Linked DNA regions of Homo sapiens: region 1 is linked to region 2. The links are chromatin loops, found by intact Hi-C in ENCODE. Cell type or tissue: natural killer cell. All regions are shown on one strand.

What was found. Hi-C counts contacts between places; a loop is a spot of excess contacts. Peaks named below come from ENCODE experiments on the same cell type or tissue, not always from the same donor. Only the 100,000 strongest peaks of a DNase experiment are listed, where the experiment ranks them.
Region 1: a loop joins it to region 2, with 9 times the contacts of the local background. A loop is called at or near these places in 3 of 110 quality-filtered maps.

What each region holds. Positions count from the first base shown.
Region 1 is chr18:45,872,076-45,877,075 of GRCh38, forward strand. EPG5 (ectopic P-granules 5 autophagy tethering factor) reads right to left here. Exons shown (of 44, transcript NM_020964.3): 35 at 4,161-4,267. Among named protein-coding and RNA genes, the nearest start is that of SIGLEC15, 49 kb to the left of the region's middle. In natural killer cell, no CTCF peak of the experiment used is centred here; DNase peaks (open chromatin) are centred at 2,556 and 3,006; H3K27ac peaks cover 1,671 bases.
Region 2 is chr18:45,935,532-45,940,531 of GRCh38, forward strand. EPG5 (ectopic P-granules 5 autophagy tethering factor) reads right to left here. Exons shown (of 44, transcript NM_020964.3): 10 at 4,069-4,224. Among named protein-coding and RNA genes, the nearest start is that of EPG5, 29 kb to the right of the region's middle. In natural killer cell, no CTCF peak of the experiment used is centred here; a DNase peak (open chromatin) is centred at 3,120; H3K27ac peaks cover 1,491 bases.

The DNA of each region.
Region 1 (5,000 bases), 63 kb before region 2:
TTTTTAATTTTAGAAACGGTGGAAATGTTCCAAATGACTAAAACTTAATTAACCCTTGGTGCAATGAAACTAGTCCATTAACTGTCATTCATGTAAGTCATTCTAAAATAAATCTCACGCTTTTCTGAGACCTGGATTATTACTCAATATTATCCTCACAAGTATCAATTCCATTAATGCCTTCAAGGGCTAATGACTATATAAGGGACATTTAGTCTAAAACAAGTGGTTTCAGACTTTCTGGTTCCATGCTAATGGAATGCAGTCAAAGAAGAGAGAGCCACACACAGTAAGAACAGAAACCTGATGGTTTCTCAACACAAATCTTTTAAAAAATGGCCAACGAGGCTGTGTGCAGTGGCTCACGCTTGCAATCCCGGCACTTTGGGAGGCCGAGGCAGGCAGATCACTTTAGGTCAGGAGTTCGAGACTAACCTGGCCAACATGGTGAAACTCTGTCTCTACCAAAAATACAAAAATTAGCCAGGTGTGGTGGCAGGCACCTGTAATCCCAGCTACTCGGGAGGCTGAGGTGGGAGAACTGCTTGAACCAGGGAGGCAGAGGTTGCAGTGAGCCAAGATCGCACCACCGCACTCCAACCTGGGCAACAGAGTGAGACTCCTTGTCCAAAAAAAAAGCCAATGAGCATCAACACATTGTACCAGACAACTCTCATTTCTAACATGCTTGTACCCTCAATTCCACAACCCGGCATGGAACAGGAATGCACATTTTTAACAACCTTTAAGACAGAGGTTAATGATAGCATTCGTTTAAATATGGATAAAAGACAGTTTTGTTTAGATAAAGTTGGGTAAGTATGTAGAAGATATCCAGAAGGATGTCTTAGGATAGACTGAGCTGATAGTTCCAGCCAAGACACAAATTCTGTGACGTCAGATAAATTCTTTTCATTTTCAGGTCCCCACTTTTCTCATCCATAGAAGGAGCTAGTGGATCAGATAACCTCACTAAAAAGCTGCAATACTTCTTCATCCTACCTTGCAAAGCTCTCCTGTTTCCTTTCTTTGAACCCAGCTACCAAGTCTTGATGTCTGTGAACCCTTCTGTCCTATGCCACTTTCTTATTTTATTCATATACAGGGGCAAGAGAGCCTTGGGGTGCTTTCCCCTATACTAAGAAATTAAATATGGCTGGGCATGGTGGCTCATGCCTGTAATCCCAGCACTTTGGGAGGCCAAGGCAGGCGGATCACAAGGTCAGGAGTTCAAAACCAGCCTGGCCAATATGGTGAAACCACGTCTCTACTAAAAATACAAAAATCAGCCGGGTGTGGTGGCGGGCGCCTGTAGTCCCAGCTACTCGGGAGACTGAGGCAGGAGAATCGCCTGAACCCAGGAGGCAGAGGTTGCAGTGAGCCAAGATCCTGCCACTGCACTCCAGCCTGGGCAACAGAGTGAGACTCAGTCTCAAAGGAAAAAAAAAAAAAGAAATTAAATATATAGCCTTTATGATTATAATTTGGTGCTCAAATCTTTTTCTCAGTAATCAATATATTCTGGATGGTAAAAAGCAGCTAGAAGTCTGCCTTTCAAAAAAATAATTGAGTACTACTAGGATTTCATGTGTTACTCATTGAACCACTATTTATCAAACACACACTGAGAATATGGCATTACCCTAGTTTTGTAGGGAGCAAAAAGAAGCAAAGAATAACATTTCTGTTATTCTATGAAGAGTTTACACCTCTTCAAGGTAAGATAAGATATATAAAAGATAAATCAGAAATACAAATAAGGTACAGCCAGACAAAATGAAATGAGCTATCCAGCCATGAAAAGGCATAAAGAGACTTCAATGTCTATTACTAAGTGAAAGAAGTTAATCTGAAAATGCTATGATTCCAACCATAGGACATTCTAGAGAAGGTAACACTATGGAGATAGTAAAAGGATCAGGGGTTGAGGGGAGGGAGAGATGAACAGGCAGAGCGCAGAGGATTTTTAAGGCAGTGAAACTGCTCTGTATGATACCACAATGGTGGGCACATGTTATTTGTCATTTGTCAAAACCCACCGAATGTGTTTACCAAGAGAGAACACTAATGTAAATCATGGACTTTCATTGATAATGATGCCTTAATGTAGGTTCATCAATTATAACAAATGTATCACCCTGGTGTGGAATGTCCAGAGTGGGGAAGGCTTGTGCATGTGTGGGGGCAGAAGGTATAAAGGAATTCTTGTACTTTCCACTTAATTTTGCTGTAAACCTAAAACTGCTCTAAAAAATAAAGTCCGTTAAACAAAAAATAAAATCTATTACAAAAAAAAAACAAAACTGGATGACATATGCTTAACTGTATGTATTAGCTCATTTTCACACTGCTGATAAAGACATATCCAAGACTGGGTAATTTACAAAGAAAAAGAGGTTTAACAGACTCACAGTTCCATGTGGCTGGGGAGGCCTCACAATCATGGTGGAAGATGAAAGGCATGTCTTACATGGCAGCAGGCAAGAGAGAGAATGAGAGCCAAGCAATACGGGAAACCCCTTATCAAACCACCAGATCTCATGAGACTCATTCACCACCAGGAGAACAGTATGAGGGAAACCGCCCCCATGATTCAATTATCTTCCACTGGCTCCCTCCCACAACACATGGGAATCATGGTAGCTACAATTCAAGATGACATTTGGGTGGGGACACTGCCAAACCATATCACTCTATAACTAAATGCCACACAAACACATGGCAGCCACAGGGGCACTAGGTGTATTCAGTGGAAGAAAACACCATGGGCCAGAAGCAAAGAGGAAGCCAGAGTGTTAAACAGATGCTGAAACCAGCCAACCGAGGACTATTTGCCTGCTGAGTTTTAACAGCACAAGAGGACAGAACATGAGGTTTTCTAAGGACTATATTCTTACTGAAAGGGTAGAATGGGGCAAAAGAGGAAACTTCTCTGCCTTACCCTAGATTGTGAGTCAGGAGAGATCAAAAAGTTTACTGTGAGAATTGAGGCCAGCCCGCAAGTGAGTTTGGGGTTTCATTTCATGTAACTGGTAGCACGGGAAACCCCAAACCAAGAAGTTAAGTAGTTCCAATTGACAACAAATGTAGATCCTCTCTGGAGGACTTACACACCCTCAGCCTAGGCCTTATGAGATTCCCATCAGTCTCTCTAAATATGGGCTCACAATACAAAATTTAAAAACACACAAGGAAACATGCCTCCAAGAACAAGAATCCAAAGGAAAATTAAACAGCAGCATAAGACAACCCCCAACAGGAATTTCAGATAATAGAATTAATGTACATACATCATAAAGTAAGCATGTTTAAACAAATTCTAAGGAAATAAAAAATAGAATTTTAAATGAAAGAAAAGATACTACCAAAAAGGATCAGGGTACATTTGAAAAACAAACAAATAGATCTAGAAATGGAAAAAATAATCACTTCAATGAAAAATTCAATTGATATATTTTAAGCAGATGAGACAGAGCTGGAGAGAGACTAAAGAAATGGAAGGAAGACCTCTAGAAATTACCCATAATAAAGCAAAAAAAGACAGAAAATATGAAAAAGAGGTTAAGAGTTAGGGAGGACAGGAAGAAACTCAACATGCAGGACAGGCAATATTGGAAGAGAGAAAGACTGCAAATTTACCATAACTGAGAAACTCAGAGCAACCTAACAAAAAAAGGTAAGAAGTTACACACCTAAAGGCCGGGCGTGGTGGCTCACACCTGTAATCCTAGCACTTTGGGAGGCCGAGGCGGGCAGATAGCCTGAGCTCAGGAGTTTGAGACCAGCCTGGGCAACATGGTGAAACCCCGTCTCTACTAAAACTACAAAAAAATTAGCCAGGTGTGGCGGCATGCGCTTGTAGTCCCAGCTACTCGGGAGGCTGAGGCAGGAGAATTGCTTGAATCTGGGAGGCAGAGGCTGCAGTGAGCCCAGATCACACCACTGCACTCCAGCCTGGGCGACAGAGCAAGACTCCATCTCCAAAAGAAAAAAAAAAAAAAAGTTACACACTTAACACTAAATAATTGTATCAGCGACTTTTCTTCAGTCACAAATAACTGCCTATTAAATAAAAATTAAATAGAGGAAAGTAGAAGAAAAAGACTGACTGACTTAGGGAAAAATGAAAACTAAGCAGAGACAGCCTGACATCTTCCTACCTTTAAAACTCTCATGCAGTGAGTCAATACAGTCAGTGAACAGCTGCACAATGCTTGAGGCCACCACAGTATCACTCTCTAGCCAGGGGTAATGCCGCTGTTGGCTGCTTTAAAGAAAAGAAGCACACACTTAGGAATGCAACCGTGATTAAAATACTGTTAAGTCCCAGTGTCTAGGGCTGGCCTAAGTCCTGGAAGCCTGTCCATTATGTAGGCCTGACACACATTTAGAATACTTAAAAGGCTGTAAATAACTGCAGGCGAATTGTAGCTTGTAACACCAGCCATATAATTTTCTTTCATCTCCTTCATACCCTTTATTCCAATGCAATTAGATTTCAAAAATGTGCTATCTAAATAACCCTTAAATTAACATCTTTTTACATCAAATTTAGACCCTTGGACATCTTGGTTACATTTCAAATGCCGTAGAAAAACACCCTAAGTCAGCTTCAACAGTTTTCTCTACTCAAAGCATTAAAAAAAAAAAATCAAATTCACATAACAAAGAGATGGCCAAATATTAACAAATAGAAAATGAGCAAATAAAATTTTTTTTTTTTTGAGAGAGAGAGTCTTTCTCTGCCACCCAGGCTACAGTGTAGTGGCACGATCTTGGCTCACTGCAACCTTCACCTCCAGGGTTCAAGCAACTCTTCTGCATCAGCCTCCCGAGCAACTGGGGTTGCAGGCACCGACCACCACATCCAGCTAATTTTTGTATTTTTAGCAGAGACAGGGTTTCACCATATTGGCCAGGTTTGTCTTGAAGTCCTGACCTCAAGTGATCCACCTGCCTTGGCCTCCCAAAGTACTGGGTTTACAGGCATGAGCCACCAC
Region 2 (5,000 bases):
AACTCCAACTCAAAAATAATAAGTATTATTATTACGGATATTAGCACCAATGCACACAGGCTACTAAGGCGCACACAGGTACTAAGGCACACACAGTAGTGGGTGGCAGAGAGGCCAGCTGTGGATGTGTGTGTCTGAGCACACACACAGGTACACGTGTGCCCACAGACACATGTGCAGTGGGTGGGAGGAAAATCGAAATCCATCCAGTACTCCTCTCTGAACACTGAACAAAGTTCAAATTCCTCAGCCCACATTCAAAGGCTTCCACAGTATGGCTCTGAATCATATTTCCAACCACAGCCCTCTCTGTCCTCCTTCAGTTACCACTGCATTCCAGCAAGCCTGGAGAGACCCCACACCTCCAGGCTGGCTCCTTCCATGGGTCAAGCCCTCCTTGGACTTCCTCCTCTGCACTATTACAGAACTCCATCCATACCTGACTTTGCCATCATCATACATTCTGCCAGTGATCCCCACACTGTAGTGGCAGAAAAACCACCTGGAGACTTTCTGGAAAATGCAGATTCCCAAGCCTCACCTATAGAGACCATGATTTTGTAGGTCACAGCTGGGGCACAAGAATTTACACCTTTATAGTCACCCTTGGTGACTCAGACTCAAGTGATTCTTAAAACACAACATGAGAAACCCCTCATGGTACTGTAATTTACATATGACATACTAACCTAACAGCAATTTGAGAGCAGAAACCATGTCTTGTTCATTTTTATATAAACCAGTTTATAACTAGAACCTTGTATTTTAATTATCTGCTACTTAAACCAGTATCTCAAAAACAATCAGCACTCAATAGATGCTTATTAAAATTGTATGTAAATGTTATCACAACTAAAAAAAAACACTTGTATCAGGATGGTGGCCATGCCCCAAGTCAGAATCTGCTAAGGAATGGCTGGATGCGGTGGCTCACGCCTGTAATCCCAACACTTTGGGAGGCTGAGGCGGGCAAATCACTTGAGGTCAGGAGTTCGAGACCAGCTTGGCCAATATAGTGAAACCCCATCTCTACTAAAAATATAAAAATTAGCCGGGCACGGTGGTGTGCGCCTATAGTCTCAGCTACTCGGGAGGCTGAGGCAGGAGAATCACTTGAACCTGGGAGGCGGAGGTTACAGTGATGGTGTCACTGAACTCCATCTTGGACAACAGAGTGAGACTCCATTTCAAAAAAAAAAAAAAAAAAAGGAAATCTGCAAAGGAATGTACAGCAACTTACCTGTTATTAAATTAAAAAAAAAAAAACTTAAAAAAATACGAGGCACTCAAAGCTGTTGCCGTATTTGAGAAACAACTACTACAAATCATCCAATTACAAATTATCTAATTACAAATAAACCAAATTTAAGAAAAAAATGAATAGTGCATGCCTAATCCACATCTATGAACCTAAACAGGCAACTGGTAGTTCAAACCCACACTTACCTGGACTCTGGAAAAGCCAGCTAGACTTCTGAACAAGAGATTAAGAAACTTCTCTAAGGTCAGTTGGGCCAGGTTTCTATCTTATTAGTTAATTATCCTAACACTTCACATGGGACCTGATGCTGTTTTATACCCCAAAACAAAGAAGGGAAATTGTAGAGGACTTAAAAGTAATATCACAAACAGGGTGTATTTCAGGCTATAAAATTCCCTATATGGCAGACATTCAGGAAGTCTGGCATATATATACATATATATACACACACACACACACACACACACACACACACACACACACACATATGTATACACACACATACACGTATATATTTATATAGGTATTTATATATATATACACATATATATAGATATACACATATATATACACACACACATATATATACACACACACATATATATACACACACACACATATATATATATTTTGAGACAGAGTCTTGCTCTGCTGCTGAGGCTGGAGTACAGTGGCGCGATCTCAGCTCACCGCAACCTCCACTTCCGGGGTTCAAGCGATTCTTCTGCCTCAGCCTCCCGAGTAGCTGGGATTACAGGTGCCTGCCACCACGCCCAGCTAATTTTTGTATTTTTAGTAGAGACAGGTTTTCACCATGTTGGCCAGGCTGGTCTTGAACTCCTGACCTCAGGTGATCCGCCCACCTCAGCCTACCAAAGTGCTGGGATTACAGGCATGAGCCACCACGCCCAGCCCTGGTTTATATTTTTGTTGTCTGTCTTTTAGTATAGTTCAGTTTTGTTTTAGGTTGAAGGGATAGCTATTGCCAGAAATTTCCATTTGAGTGCCGAATAAATTTAAATTTCATGGCTTTAAATATCTGGTTCTCATATAATTTGTTTCCTAAAATAAACTTAAGAACAATAGCTGTCAACATTTTAAAACAATTATCTTTGTGAAATTATATACACAATGTTACAGCAAGGGTTCACAGCTCAATATATAAGCTCTAGTAAGTAACTAGGATGAGAGCTTTGCCTCTCCACTAAGCAAGCACAAGAACAAGTAACAGATCAGAGAAGGAAGACTCCTCCCATGCACCAGGCCAGCGTCAGTGGACAGGTGCTACTGCACTGATGCCCTGACACAGTCCTGAACAGGATTTGGTGCATCTCATGAGACCACCAAATTTATGGTATAAGTATAACAGGAGTAATCTAAAGATAAGGCCGGGTGAAGTGGCTCATGTCTGTAATCACAGCACTTTAGGAGGCTGAGCCGGGCAGATCACTTGAGGTCAGGAGTTCAAGACCAACCTGGCCAACATGGTGAAACCCCGTCTCTACTACAAACCCAAAAAATTAGCCGGGCATGATGGCAAGCGCCTGTAATCCCAGCTACTTGGAAGGCTGAGGTGGAAGAGTTGCTTGAACCCAGGACACAGAGGTTGCAGTGAGCCAAGATCATGCTACTACACTCCAGCCTGGGCAACAAAGTGAGACTCCATCTCAAAAAAAAAAAAAAAAAGATAAATTTCTATACCCAAGTTCTATTTAAGTTAGACTCAATGCCTTCACAGTGTCTAAAAGTGGTTAACACTTAGCTAAGACCTCCTGATCTTTCTCTAAGTCTCTAGATTATTCTATTCCCCAGATGAAACCACACAAGAAAAACCCCCACTTACATTTGAAAAGTCCTTTATGGTTTAAAATGTATTTCCTCATATTACCACAATTCACCCTCATCACACATCCATGAGGTTAATGGAACAGTAGTATCATTATCACCATCTCCGTTTTAGAAATGAAAAAAGTGAGACCACAAATATTAAGCGACTTTCCCAGGGTAACAGTAAATGGCAGACCAAGACTCAAACTTACTATACAACACAGAATAAATCAGGGGCTAAGGCTAAGAGTTACATGGCAAGAGGGAGTGTAGGCAGCTAGCTCAGGAGAGGGCCAAAGCAGGGGAGAGCCAGTAGTTCATAAGCACAGCTGGGTGGGGGTGGAGGCAGCCCCGCATCTCCTAGCGGAGGGCATAATCCTGCAGCAGAGCCCACTCCTCAACTTGGCCAGTGGCTCAGGGAAGGGAGCACGGGATGTGCAGCTATGCCCTTGCCTATGCCTCAAACAGGTCCTAGGCTGTAAGCAGTGGCACAGTCAGCATGATCCAAAGACAGCATTTACAAAGCTAAGACAGGGAACCAAGATCCATGACATTCCCAGACCTTAAAACCCTTACCGGAAGGCAAATTGAACAATAAAATCAGCAAATCATTTGCACCACATGCTGCACACCTACTGCGTCTCACTGCAGGCACTGCAGTGGGTATGTGATAGATAGAATCTATCCTTGTTTTCCCCTGCTCAAGGCTGCCCCAAAAGTTCAGGGTGGCAAAAAACTGAGACACCAGAATAGTGTTATCTTAAAACAGAAAGAAATTGAGAGAGAGAGAGAGACCATTTCAGTCAACAGGTGGGTACTACAGATAAGGAAACCAAGGCCCAAGAATTTGCCCTCAATAAGAAATAGATGAAATACACTAAGAAACTATTATAAAAGACCTACTTAAGTGGCTTTCACCGAATGGTTCTTACTAGTGAGGAAGTTACTTCTCACTAAATATCATCATATGTCTTACTTACCTTTTGGCCTTCAGCACATGTAGGACAGCCCTCAAAAACAGTTCATCAAATTCAACCTGTAGTTTCTCCATAGAGTAGGGCTGTTGGGCCAATCCTGAGCCTTGGTTATGGCTCACATACTGTGCCCAATGGTCACTTACATAACCAAGAGTCATCCTGAGCATGAGGAAAGATAATACAGTACTTTTCATTAGCTCAATATCTGCACCTTTATATTACATTTCCAACATTCATTTATTCAACACATATTTATTGAGCACCTACTATCCACCTACTATTGTCCAGGTTCTGAAACTAATGAAATGGGGAAAATAAAATCCTACCTTCATGGAGCTTACATTTAGTGAAGGGCAAAGAGACAACAAATAAAATAAAGTCATATACAGTCTGTCACATGGTTGTAAGTGACACTGAGAAAGATAAAGCCAGAGAAAGGAATAAAGTATGTCTGGAGGTGGAGGGGTGGGCAGGATAAGGAGGTGGGTTGGGAGCACGAAAGGGCTTACTAAAGAGGGACATTTGATAATGTCTGGAAAACAGTGAGGAATCACATAAGTCTCTATGAGAAGAGTGTCCACGTAGAAGAAACAGCCAATGCAAAAGCGCCGAGGGGTGTCAGGTATGTTTAGGAACAGCAAGGAGGCCAATGTGCTGAGAGGTAGACTGGCTGGAGATGAAATCAGAAAAGTGGCAGGAAACCAGATCGTGAGGGGCCCTGCAGGCCACTGTGAGGACGTCGGCTTTTTCCCTGAGTGCAGTGGGGAGCACAGTAGGGTCCTGGGCAGACAGTGAATGGGCTGACTCACAATTCATAAGGAACACTGGCTGTTTAAGAATACACTGAGGTGGGGAAAGGGCAGAAGCGGGTGGTGGGCAAAGTCAGAAGCAGGAAGATAAGTCAGGAGGTTTAGGAATGAAATGGGGTGCTAGCA